2 separate regions of the Homo sapiens genome follow, and region 1 is linked to region 2. The links are chromatin loops, found by intact Hi-C in ENCODE. Cell type or tissue: PC-3. All regions are shown on one strand. Links, peaks and the distances in the headings refer to the core of each region. The heading gives the core; the rest is flanking DNA.

The links. A loop is a pair of places that touch in the nucleus more often than their neighbours do. Peaks named below come from ENCODE experiments on the same cell type or tissue, not always from the same donor. Only the 100,000 strongest peaks of a DNase experiment are listed, where the experiment ranks them.
Region 1: a loop joins it to region 2, with 9 times the contacts of the local background. A loop is called at or near these places in 1 of 110 quality-filtered maps.

Annotation. Positions count from the first base shown.
Region 1 is chr1:247,525,749-247,531,130 of GRCh38, reverse strand. It overlaps OR2C3 (olfactory receptor family 2 subfamily C member 3), which reads left to right. Exons shown (of 3, transcript NM_198074.6): 3 at 1-5,382. GCSAML-AS1 (GCSAML antisense RNA 1) reads left to right here and starts at 327. Exons shown (of 4, transcript NR_027309.2): 1 at 327-541; 2 at 2,709-2,774; 3 at 4,385-4,761; 4 at 5,198-5,382. It also overlaps a transcript of GCSAML not described here. In PC-3, for the core only: a CTCF peak has its summit at 2,252; DNase peaks (open chromatin) are centred at 1,680 and 2,130; H3K4me3 peaks cover 899 bases; H3K27ac peaks cover 2,132 bases.
Region 2 is chr1:247,637,543-247,642,924 of GRCh38, reverse strand. LOC102724446 (a long non-coding RNA gene) reads left to right here and starts at 2,071. Exons shown (of 3, transcript NR_188589.1): 1 at 2,071-2,214. RefSeq lists a silencer at 3,062-3,260. In PC-3, for the core only: no CTCF peak of the experiment used is centred there; DNase peaks (open chromatin) are centred at 3,024 and 3,414; H3K4me3 peaks cover 1,752 bases; H3K27ac peaks cover 1,125 bases.

The DNA of each region.
Region 1 (5,382 bases), core at 237-5,236, 110 kb after region 2:
CTGGGGTGAGCTGAGCCCGGGACTCCGCCTTGCAGGCTCCGGAACCCTCGCTGTGGCTCCCCCGCTCGGCCCAGGCCTTGAAGCCGCGGCGAACCTCTTCCTACCCTACCTCGGGGACCTGGTGGCAGCGGCGGCCTCCCCCAGCCTGGACCCCGCCGGCCGCGGGTCTCCCGGCCCAACCCCACCGACCCAGACCAAGACCGCGCCGAGCCGCCGGGACTCAGCGCCTTCGGGTGGCGGCGGTAAGCGGGGAGGAAACATGGCGCCGCCCAAATGCGCCCGGAGGCCGTTAGGCTGTGGAGGGCGAGGAAGGCGGTCCAGAGGCGGCCGGCAGGTCCACGTCCTGGGCGACCGCTCTGTCGCAGTTGGGCGAGACCTACCTAGTCCTGACGGGTCGTATTTCCAAGACATTTTCATATTCTATCCATTGTTTTGTGTGCATTTTATTACTTCTGTATATAGAGGTAACAACGCTAAGCTTTTTTGAGATGTCTGTTTCTTCTAGATGTTCTGAAGTACCTGATACATGTTAAAATTAGAGGTAGTAAAATGACACATTTTGTAAATAACTTTTTGTTAAAATTCATAGGAAATGTTATTTTGTGGGGGGGGGATGGCATGGTGTTTGTGGACTGGTTCAGGGAAGGAGGGGAAAAGGGAGGTGCAGAGAGCTCTAAGCCAGTGTGCTTACAGTGAGGCGAGATTCACCATTGTTTCTTATGATTGTGCATTTTGTTTTACTTATCTATGTATACAGTGTATCTAAAGGACAAACGAGTCCTAATTTACAACAGCTAGTCTTTCCAGATGTTAAAGAACTTCTATCAATAGAGTAACCTATCACTAGAGTTCACCTCTATCAATAGAGTAACCTCATTCTCTGCCTGATGATTCAAAGGCATGGGAAGACCAAAACCATGTGGCAGTTCCTGTTTTTGATTTTATTATATATATGTATATAATATGAAAGTAGTCATTAAAGTAGTCTTTCCTTTCGTACTAGGATCTTCCAATTCACTGTATTAGTCAGGGTTCTCCAGAGAAACAGAACCAAAAATATGTGTAAAAGAGAATACACACACACACACACACCCTGAGGGGGAGAGAGAGAAAAAAGAGTGAGAGAGATTGAGAGTTAAGAAATAGGCTCACACAATTTAGGGAACTGGCAAGTCTGAAATTTGCAGGGCAAGCCAGCAGGCTGTAAATTTTGACAGAGGTTGATGTTGCAGCTTGAGTTCAAAGTCTGGAGGCAAAATTCCCTCTTTTTGGAAGCAGGTCAGTCTTTTCTCTTAAGGCTTTCAACTGATGGGATGAGACCCACTCACATTATAAAGGGTAATCTGCTTTACTAAAAGTCTACTGATTTAAATGTTAATCGCATCAAAAAAAAAAAAAAAAAAAAAAAAAAACACCTTCACAGTAACACCGAGGCTTGTGTTTGAACAAAAACTGGGCACCATAGTCCAACCAAGTTGATATGTAAAATGAACCATCACACCAAACCCAAACTTTCAGTGAAGTGAAGCAACATTCTTCAACTGGATTATTATGCATCATGTACGAGACACTCTCATGTCTTGTTGGTTTCTGGACTCATGTATCAGGTTACGGTGACTGCAGGTTTAGGGCATACACTGCAGCCTGCAGGAAAGCAGTGCTTATTTACACAGTATTGTTTCTCAGCTTCAATAACTAAACCTTCAGCAGGCCATTCCATCATTCAATAAAGCCCATTCCATCATTCAGTCAAGCCCACTGCTTCTGAATATTGAGGTATGAAGTATGAATCATGAATTCCAAGGGCAATTCTATTGCCACACCCCTTTTGCTGTGAAATATGTTTCCTGGTTACAGGTGATATTGCAGGGGATGCCATGGTGATGATTAAGGCTTTGTTCACTATGTAAATGGTTCGGGCATGGAAGACAAAACTGTCCCCACAATATTATTCTGTCCCTATAAAGACTAACATTGCTTACTCTATGCTCAAAGGAGTCCAGAGTAATCACTATGCTACTAGTCCAGCCAGACGCCTGGAAATAGTGCCAAATCACATGCTAACCTTGGTGAGAGAAATGTCATAATGCTGAGCCCATTCATAGTTTCCATCCCTGCTTCCATGTTAAATTTCTCATAGGCTCAATGAGCAAGCCTGCTGGCAAAAGAGATTGACTGATTACCTACTAGATGAGTCATCTTATCTACCATACCACCAAGATCCATCTCTGCAGTGGATGCCCTCTCATGGGCATTTATGTCAGACAGATATCTTCATGATCTGTGCACTTTTCAGGAAATTCTTCAATGTCCTCTTCTCCAGATTTGCCTGCCATTAATTTTCCAGCCTTATTCTTCACAAATCTCTCAGCAAAATAATAACTTGTTATCCAATGCTCCTAAATCAGTGCATATCCAAACTTCTGTGCCTGTCTCCTTCTATAAAAAATTAACAACCAGCTAAACTGCCTGTAGTTTGACCACTGGGAAGTTTCCCTTCCTCACCATCTTTCAGCAACACCTGGAGGGGTACTGTGGTTTAATGCCATTTGCTTCTTTCTGTTGCTGGTGTATAATGCAGATTCATTTGTAAACTGGCCCATGCTTTTTCCTTCTTTAACAGTTGGCTAAACATGAAATATGGGTGAGATCATGCAGGATTTGTCCCTTTGTGTTTGGCTTATTTCACTTAACACAATGTCTTCTAGGTTCATGCATGTTGTGAAGACAGGATTTTGAACGCTCTCACCACAAAGAAATGACAAGTGTTTGAGGTAATGGATATGTTAATTACCTTGATTTGATCATTACACAAGTATACATGTATCAAAACATCATACTGCACCCCATAAGTGTGTACAATTGTTATTTGTGAATTAAAAACAAACTAAAATGAAATTTAAAAAATAATTATACAATTTTGGGGGCTTGGGGGTGGGGGAAGGGGAAGTAAAAAAGCAGACAGCAGGTACTCTAGGAGTCAGAGACACATGATAACATTATTATGAGTCAGGAAGGTAGGAAATCAAGTTACTGACATTTTTTACTCAGTTTAGAACCCAAAGACCGAAGAAACAGAAACAAATGGGGGAAATCATAACTTTTAAAGTATTAGATAAAATTTTTGAGAAAGTTAAATACTGCATGTTCTCATTCATCTGTGAAAGCTAAAAAAGGGTTGATCTCATAGAAATAAGTAGAACAGAGGATACTTGAGGCTGGGAATGGATAGCAGGGGTGGGGGAATGAGAAGAGATTTGTTAAAGGATACAAAATTACAGCTCCATTGGAGGAGTAAGTTCTAGTGTTCTATACCACTGCGGGATGACCATAACAATAATATATTCTGTATTTTCAAACAGCTAGAAGGAGGATATTGAATGTTCCCAGCACGAAGAAACGATAAATGTTTGAGATGATGGATATTCTAATCACACTTATCTGATCACTATACATTATGTGCTTCCAAACATCACTGTTTACCCCAGAAATATGTTCAATTATTATATGTCCACTAAAAGCTAAAATAAAAAAATTTTCAAACATTCAAGATCTGAAGAAAAACTTCAATCTGAATACTAAAAACTTTCCCTAACCTCTTGAAAAGACTAATTAAAAATCTCTGGAGTTTGGATGCACTGTAATTTTCATCTGCCAGTTCATGGCTTTGTTTAAGCTCAGTAGTCAAGTTGGTAGAACCTCCAGAGAAAGCAATGAGGAAGTGGCAGTAGGACCCTCTGGGACCCGTTACCCCAAATATCTGTCATCTTCTTGACCTCAAGGCTGGGTGTCAACTCAGGACAGGAGTGCAGGTCCTCATCAGTTTATGTGGGGATAGCAGACAACGCAGACCCTCCCAGAACCATGAGGACAGCACTGTGCTTTGCCCTGACCATCCATCAGCCCCTGTTTGGCACAGAGGAGAATGATGACCATAACTCACACTCTCCTCCAACTGCCTTAAATGCTCAGGCTGATTGGTCATGTGCTCACCCAACTGCTCCCTAAATGCTTAACAGAAAATGAAGACATCCTCTCCAGAACCCAAGGAAATACACTTGAAATGTGATTTGTACCTCAGATTGGCATCCAAGAACTGAAAGAAACACCAGGCATTCCACACAATTTCTGGCTCCACATCCAGTAGAACTATTGGAATCCTCCAACATAACCATCTTGAGGCAGTAAATCCTGAAAGAAAGTGAAAGAAGACCTTTCTAAATAGAGGGAAGTCCCATCTTACTTGGATTTAAGTTATAGTAAATGAAGAGGAAAATGCTAACATGCCATATTGGACACCACTTGTCTTTCGATGCCAGGTCCCTTTTCAGCCGAATATGTCAGAATTTTCTAGGCTCCATCTTTTCTTTTATTCCTCTTGCAGCAACCATAGGCTTTGATGGCTTCTCACAGGACAGAAAACCTGGATCATCCCAAACCTGCTCTGTGAACCCTCTACTTCATGTATGGGTTTCCTCCCATGCTGCACACTGTGAGGGTCATGCATCACCACAGCATGCACAGCTGAGAAATGTGGAGAGTGAAGGACCCAGGCCACATTGACTGTGGGGATGTAAGCCAGTGGAGACACACTTCCTGAAGTAAGATGCATTTCACAAAGCTCCCAGTTTCCAGAAGGATGGAGCACCAGTCACCCTTGGTCATGGCCAAACCCTCTTTGTCCTTGCCCTTTCCTGCTCTCTGGGATCACAGAACATGTGCACTGGACACAGCTTCTGCCTTGGAAACACCCAGACTAAGGTAATTTCTCACACACCAGTTTATCTTCCAGCTTCTGTCAGAACTTTAGGTCAGGTATTATGAGCCAGATAGAGTAAAAAATATAAACTTTAAAAATTATAATCACCCTCAACATGGCAAGCTTCTCATGGTAAGAAAGGAATGCAAGAATTCAGAAACTAACCCAGGGAATAGCAGGCTCAAGATTTCTTGGCAAATAAATTCACTTAATAGATCACAGATATTTTCTCATCTCAACACATGCTGTGCACAGGTATATTTCAAACCTAATCACCGTGGAATTTCTCATTTTCATTATTACAAACAAAGCTACAATAAGTTCATGTGTATTGAAATCCTTGCAAACTTGACTAGTAGCTCAAGATAAATTTTAGAATAAAAAATCAAATGGTATTCACATGTATATACTCTGAAGCATATATTTGGTCTTCAACAGGTTTCCAGGCATACAACTACTAAAATCCTTGGATTCCTTAAAGTGGTACTTGTATGTTAATGAGTTGACAAATGGCTAGTAGTCCCTACGTAGCTTCAGGATGGGAGCTGGGCACCTGAAAGACCAAGGCAGAATTAGAGAATTAAGATAGTCAGACCCAGCCCCCAACCTCCATGGAGGGAAGA
Region 2 (5,382 bases), core at 114-5,113:
GAGCATTCAAGCAGCACAGATCACCCCAGCAGTGCTATCTGCTCCCTCCTCCTGAGCTTGCCAAGATTTGGGGGTTTTGCTTAGGCTTCCCCATTCCTCGATCCTAAAGCACTCCAAGCAAATAATGTTGGTACTGTTTATCCCTACATGCAATGTGCCATATGAAATCTTGAGAAAGTTGCCCATGTCAGTCTATTTTGTTTTTTAAAAAGGATGATTATAAAATAAAGTGAACATCTGAATCTCTGGCCAAGTGAACCTCAGCCTCCCTTATAAACCTCAATATGCTCATCTTCATTTACTACGAAGCAATAACTCTTCAAATTCTTAAGCAAATAATACAATATTCATTGCAATCTGGATCTCCCTACATGTCTTTCATTGATCAACTGTCAAGGACGTTAAGGAGATTCTCAAGACTCCTCAAAAGTTGGGGGCGTGTGTGTAAGGGGAGAGATTTGTGACCAATTAAAATGCAGGAAAGTTAAATAACATTTCCAACTTCCTGGTTTGAGGCACAAACACATTTGGTGTTGAAGGAAAAGGATCAGGAAGAAACAAAACTATAATTTATAGCTTAAGTATGGTCATGGGACAGGAAATAATGTGTGGCACTTACAAATTCCATGTCCAAGCCAGGAAAAGCAAAACAGAAACAAGGACCAAGAGGGTGGTAGTTAACCTAGAAAGACTGAGGACTAAGGAAGTCCCTACTGCTGACCGAGCCCATACCAAGCAAAACCAGCAAGTGACAAGCAGCTCTCAACCCCTTTGGCTTCCTGCCTACCCTGAGATATTCTTCCCAATAATTCAAATCTAAAAGGTTTTGAGCAGCATGGGAATTAAAAAAGAAAAGAAAAACCCACCTCTGTGAAAGAGTGGCTTATATACAGGTGATCGTTTTGGATGGCACACCTTAGCATTACTAAGTTAATGCATCAGAAAGGTCGCAAACCCATCCTCTGTAAATCGGGACAGAACTGTGCCCTCTACTTGTTTTCTGCCCGAGCTTCATTCTTGACTTCTGAAGTTAATTTTAATGGTTTAAGCCCTTCCTCTCTGTTTCCAAGAGTTTTGTTTAACTTTCTTTTATCCCCCACTCACACCCTGACAGATTATGGTATGAAATAACAAAAAGTCCATCGACTTTGAAATCAGATAGACCTGGGTTTAAATCAGATAGACCTGATGCTTCATCTCTGAATCTTATCTGTAAGCTTCTGCAAAATGGACTAGTAATAACTACTCCTGAAGTTCTTCTGAGTGTTAAATGAGATAATGTATGGAAACATATCATGTCTGTTGTAGTAGATATGCTACAGTGACACAGCACACCTACTCCAGGACAAATCATTCATGCCTCGGATAGTATCTGGAACAGTTAGCTACTTAACTGCAATCATCTTCTCAATACATTTACCAAAATACAGAAAAGTGCCATGCATCAGTTACTTGTGAAAATTCTATCTCCAGTCCCGATCTCTCTCCCTTGAGTTAGAGCCCTGGATTTGTGGCTACTTCGTGAATATTACTATCTACTAGTGACTTTAGAATTGGCTAGAATTCATTTTATGCCATTGCTATTAGAAATAGGAAAGCAGACCTCAACACATGAATTCATTTGGCCTTTGTTATATATACATAGACAGGATAGGAAGTAGGACTTAGGTCACCCACCTCTCTATTTCCTGTATTTCTCTAAGTGCTTCTTGATGTCTCTCCACCAGCTGGACCACATAGAAAAGCAAATTTATCACCACACTTCCTCCAAAATTAGCTCCCCCTCTGGACTTATTTCTGTTAATTGAACCTTAATTTTCCTGGTCTGATTCAGGACTTGCAATGTCCTTGGCAAGATTTTCTGCCTTCTTCTACACCCACCCACCAGTCCCTGCATCCATTTGTTACCAAACTACCATAATTTCGTCTTTCACAAAGTCTCCTGTCTATCCTTTCCTTTTAGTTTCACCTTGACAGCACACTCTAGAACCTCATTACCTCACACCAGGACAAAGGGGTCCTACCTAGACGCCCTTCCACCTGCCCATCTAATCCCAAACACTCTGTGCACACTGCCACTTTCACCATCCCATATCCACGCTTCGCAGAGACACCTGCAAAAACACTTGCAATGCAAGACTCAGCCACAACTGAGCCTCAGAGTGTGACATCTAGGGGACACCTTGACAAAGAACCACAGGAGAAACCAAAGAGGTGGGTAAAGAACCAGGAGAGAAGACTCCAGAGAAAGGTCAAGACCCGGGGGCAGGCACCAAAAAAAGAGATGAGAACGGCAAACTTTGCCCTTTCGCAGCCCAAAGTCCTCCAAGTAAATGTCAGAAGCCAGCAAATGCCTTGGGGAGCTGATACGGAGCCCTGACTCATCTCTGGAGGAGCAGAAGAGGTTAATCAGAAATCTGTGCAAGTAGAACAAGGGGTCGGAAGACTGATCTAGCTACACGGGAGGCCAAGGTGACGCGGAGGGACTCACTCACAGATGCTGAGGGCTCAGCAGGGTCCGCACGGGGTCTAAGGAACGCAGCACCGAAGCCATTCTGCGTTGCTCAAGCACTCCGCGGACACGCGCTCGGCTCTCACATCCTGGAGATGTTCGTTATCCCGGGAAGATGTTTATCAGAAGAGAATTTCAAACAGAATAAGTAACTTTTTAGTAAATGTCCTCAATTAAACTCCCGCCTTAAGGCAACTGTTGAATTTTCCCCAATGCTGGAGGATACATGTGATGACATGAAATGTTCCTATTTTCCAAAGTTTTCATCTACCAAGTCGTTCATGTACGGTTTAGCACCGTTAATATAAGTTCACTCCTCAAAGTAATAGGTTCTGTGACAGAAGATTCTTGGTCCTAAATTTCTGATTCAAAAATGGGAAAAAATTCCAAGATATAAAAGCTGTTCACCAGTATTCCGGTTAAATGTATAACATCATAGAACAATATGAGTGATCATTGAGTCACCTTTCCCAGATGTCTCACAGAAAACCTCCTCTGACTATAATGCCCATGGAAAATCATCTTAATTCCAGAAAGCGGGGGCTGACGGGACACTGTTGAGAGGGTGAGTCACGGAAAATCACGAATGGTGGCAGGCGCCCCGCCTCAGTTCCCCTCGGGAGAGGGCACCCGCCAGTGCGGACCGCCAAGGGGCGTCCAGGACAAGGGCGGTTGGGCTCCGCGGCCCCAGCGTCCGCCCAGCGCGCCCTCCCGCGCGGCCTCGTCCCAGCCTGGCCCAGGTTCCGAGTCCCCAGTCGCGGGCGTCGTGAGGCTCGAGCGAACCCCCAACAACCGCGCCTCGCCAGGGCCACCCCGCCGCTCTGCGAGGTTCCCGGCGGCCCAAGGGCGGGATCCTCAGGACGCAGGCGCGCGCCTCTGCCGCAGCCGGGGGAGGAGCGCGGCGGCAGCAGCGACCAGTAACCGTTAGTGGAGCAGCCCCGCCCCCACGGCCGCCAGGCCCGCTCCTCCCACTCCGCCTCCTGAGCTGGAAGCTGAGAGAACCCAGGGCCCGGGCTCCAACTTCCAAGCCTGTCGCAGAGCCTGGCAAGCTCCCTTCGGGGAAGACTAGACCGACGTGCCTTAACTATTAAGTTGAAAAAGCGAAGTAGTATAAAAAGGAGATAGAGTAATAAGTGCCAAAATACACTCTGATGCACTCGTCCCTTTTTCGTCTGTCTTCCAACTATTGTCATTTTTCCAGTCAGTTAATTTCTCCTCTGCTTTTCCTTCATTTTCCTGAGTTGTTCTTCGCTCTCTGCCTCTGCTTTTCCTTCATTTTCCTGAGTTGTTCTTCGCTCTCTGCCCCTCTCCCTCCTCCACTTTTCCCCTATGGCAGTGAATCAACTGTGTGACCCCAGCTGTCACAACTGCTGCTGAGAGGGTGTGGATAAGTCACAGCTCCCAGCTCACTTTCTCACCTGTACAGCTGGACTGACCACACCCTCCTCCCGGGGTTATTGTGGGGTGGAGCAAGTCACCGATCTGGGAGGTGCTCATTTATTCTTATCATAAAATGGGGATCCCCCGCTATGGGCTGGGCACTGGTATCAGGACCCAGGAGCACAGTTCCTGGGCTCAGGCATCGCATAACCTCATGGGAACAGCAACCAGAGAAGAATTTCATGAGGATGAGCTCCATGCACTATCCTCACTCCAGGCCTCTTCCTTTTCCTTCGCTTTTACTTTGCATCTTAATGCTCAAGGCTAATGCCAGAAAAAAAGGTGAAGTACGCAAAGGGTGTCTAGAGCATCTCAAACTTCTTTATCTCAACTTTACCTCCCTCTCGTGATGGGCTCTGCTCTTTTCTCCACCCCATCCCCAATTCTGTGAAGTTCAGCAAATGCTAACTGCACAGTCCTTGTGCAGGCACTCTACCAGGTGCTGAGAAATCAAATAGCATAATTTCAATATAAAAGTGAGAGTACTGAAATCAAGGGAACATATCTAAGTCATCTGTTGCTGCCAAATGCCCAGATACTGTTTTCCATCAACAGAACTTTCCTGGGCCTCCACCATGGCTTTATGCCCCAGCAGGACAGAGCTGCCCTCCTGGTTGATTTTACATTTCTAATGAAATCTTTTTTTTTTCTTTTCTGTCCCCATTGTTTATATTCCCAAGCACACTGCAGAGCTCAGTTCCCAGCCAGATCAAGCTGCCACGTGACCTTGTTGGTTCTTCTTCCCGCCTGGGCTCTGCTCCAGTTCCTCAACATCCTTCCTGCTCATGGGGAAGGTCTCACCCCAAAGTGGCCCTGGGATTCCGTCTTGCATATTTTCATATGTGTGTGTGTGTGTGTGTGTGTGTGTGTGTGTGTTTGCAAACTAAACTGATTCACTCCCACCTCTTTAGACCTCCTTTAGAAAGGAGAACGCAGACTGGGTGGCTGTGAGCAGCACTTACCATTCTCCATGGCCTTGGTAGGGCCCCTTGAGCCCTGCTTGCTTCTTCACACAGAAAGGAAACTAAAGAGCTTTCTTGGCAATCAGTAACTCTCCCAAGCATATTTGTGTTTTCACACAGGATTTTAATTTCTACCACTGTAGGAGGCACTAGGTTCATGTTCTGGAAAAGTTAGTCCCCATGCTGCCTCTGAAATTGTATCCACAAAGACAGTTGTTCATTTTAAGTGGCAATTAGGATGGTGAGGAATTCAAAACCATGCCTAACAATAAGAACAGTAATAATAATAACCCCAGCCATTAATTGAGCTTTTAGTAGGAATCAAACATTCTTATTTAATCTCAGTGCTTTATAAACACTATCTTATTGAATCTTCACTGACATCCTATGAGACATTTTTATTCCTGTTTCACAGGGGTCTGTTGGGTGCACAGGAATCATGTCTTTCAAAGAGCACCAAGTGCAGAG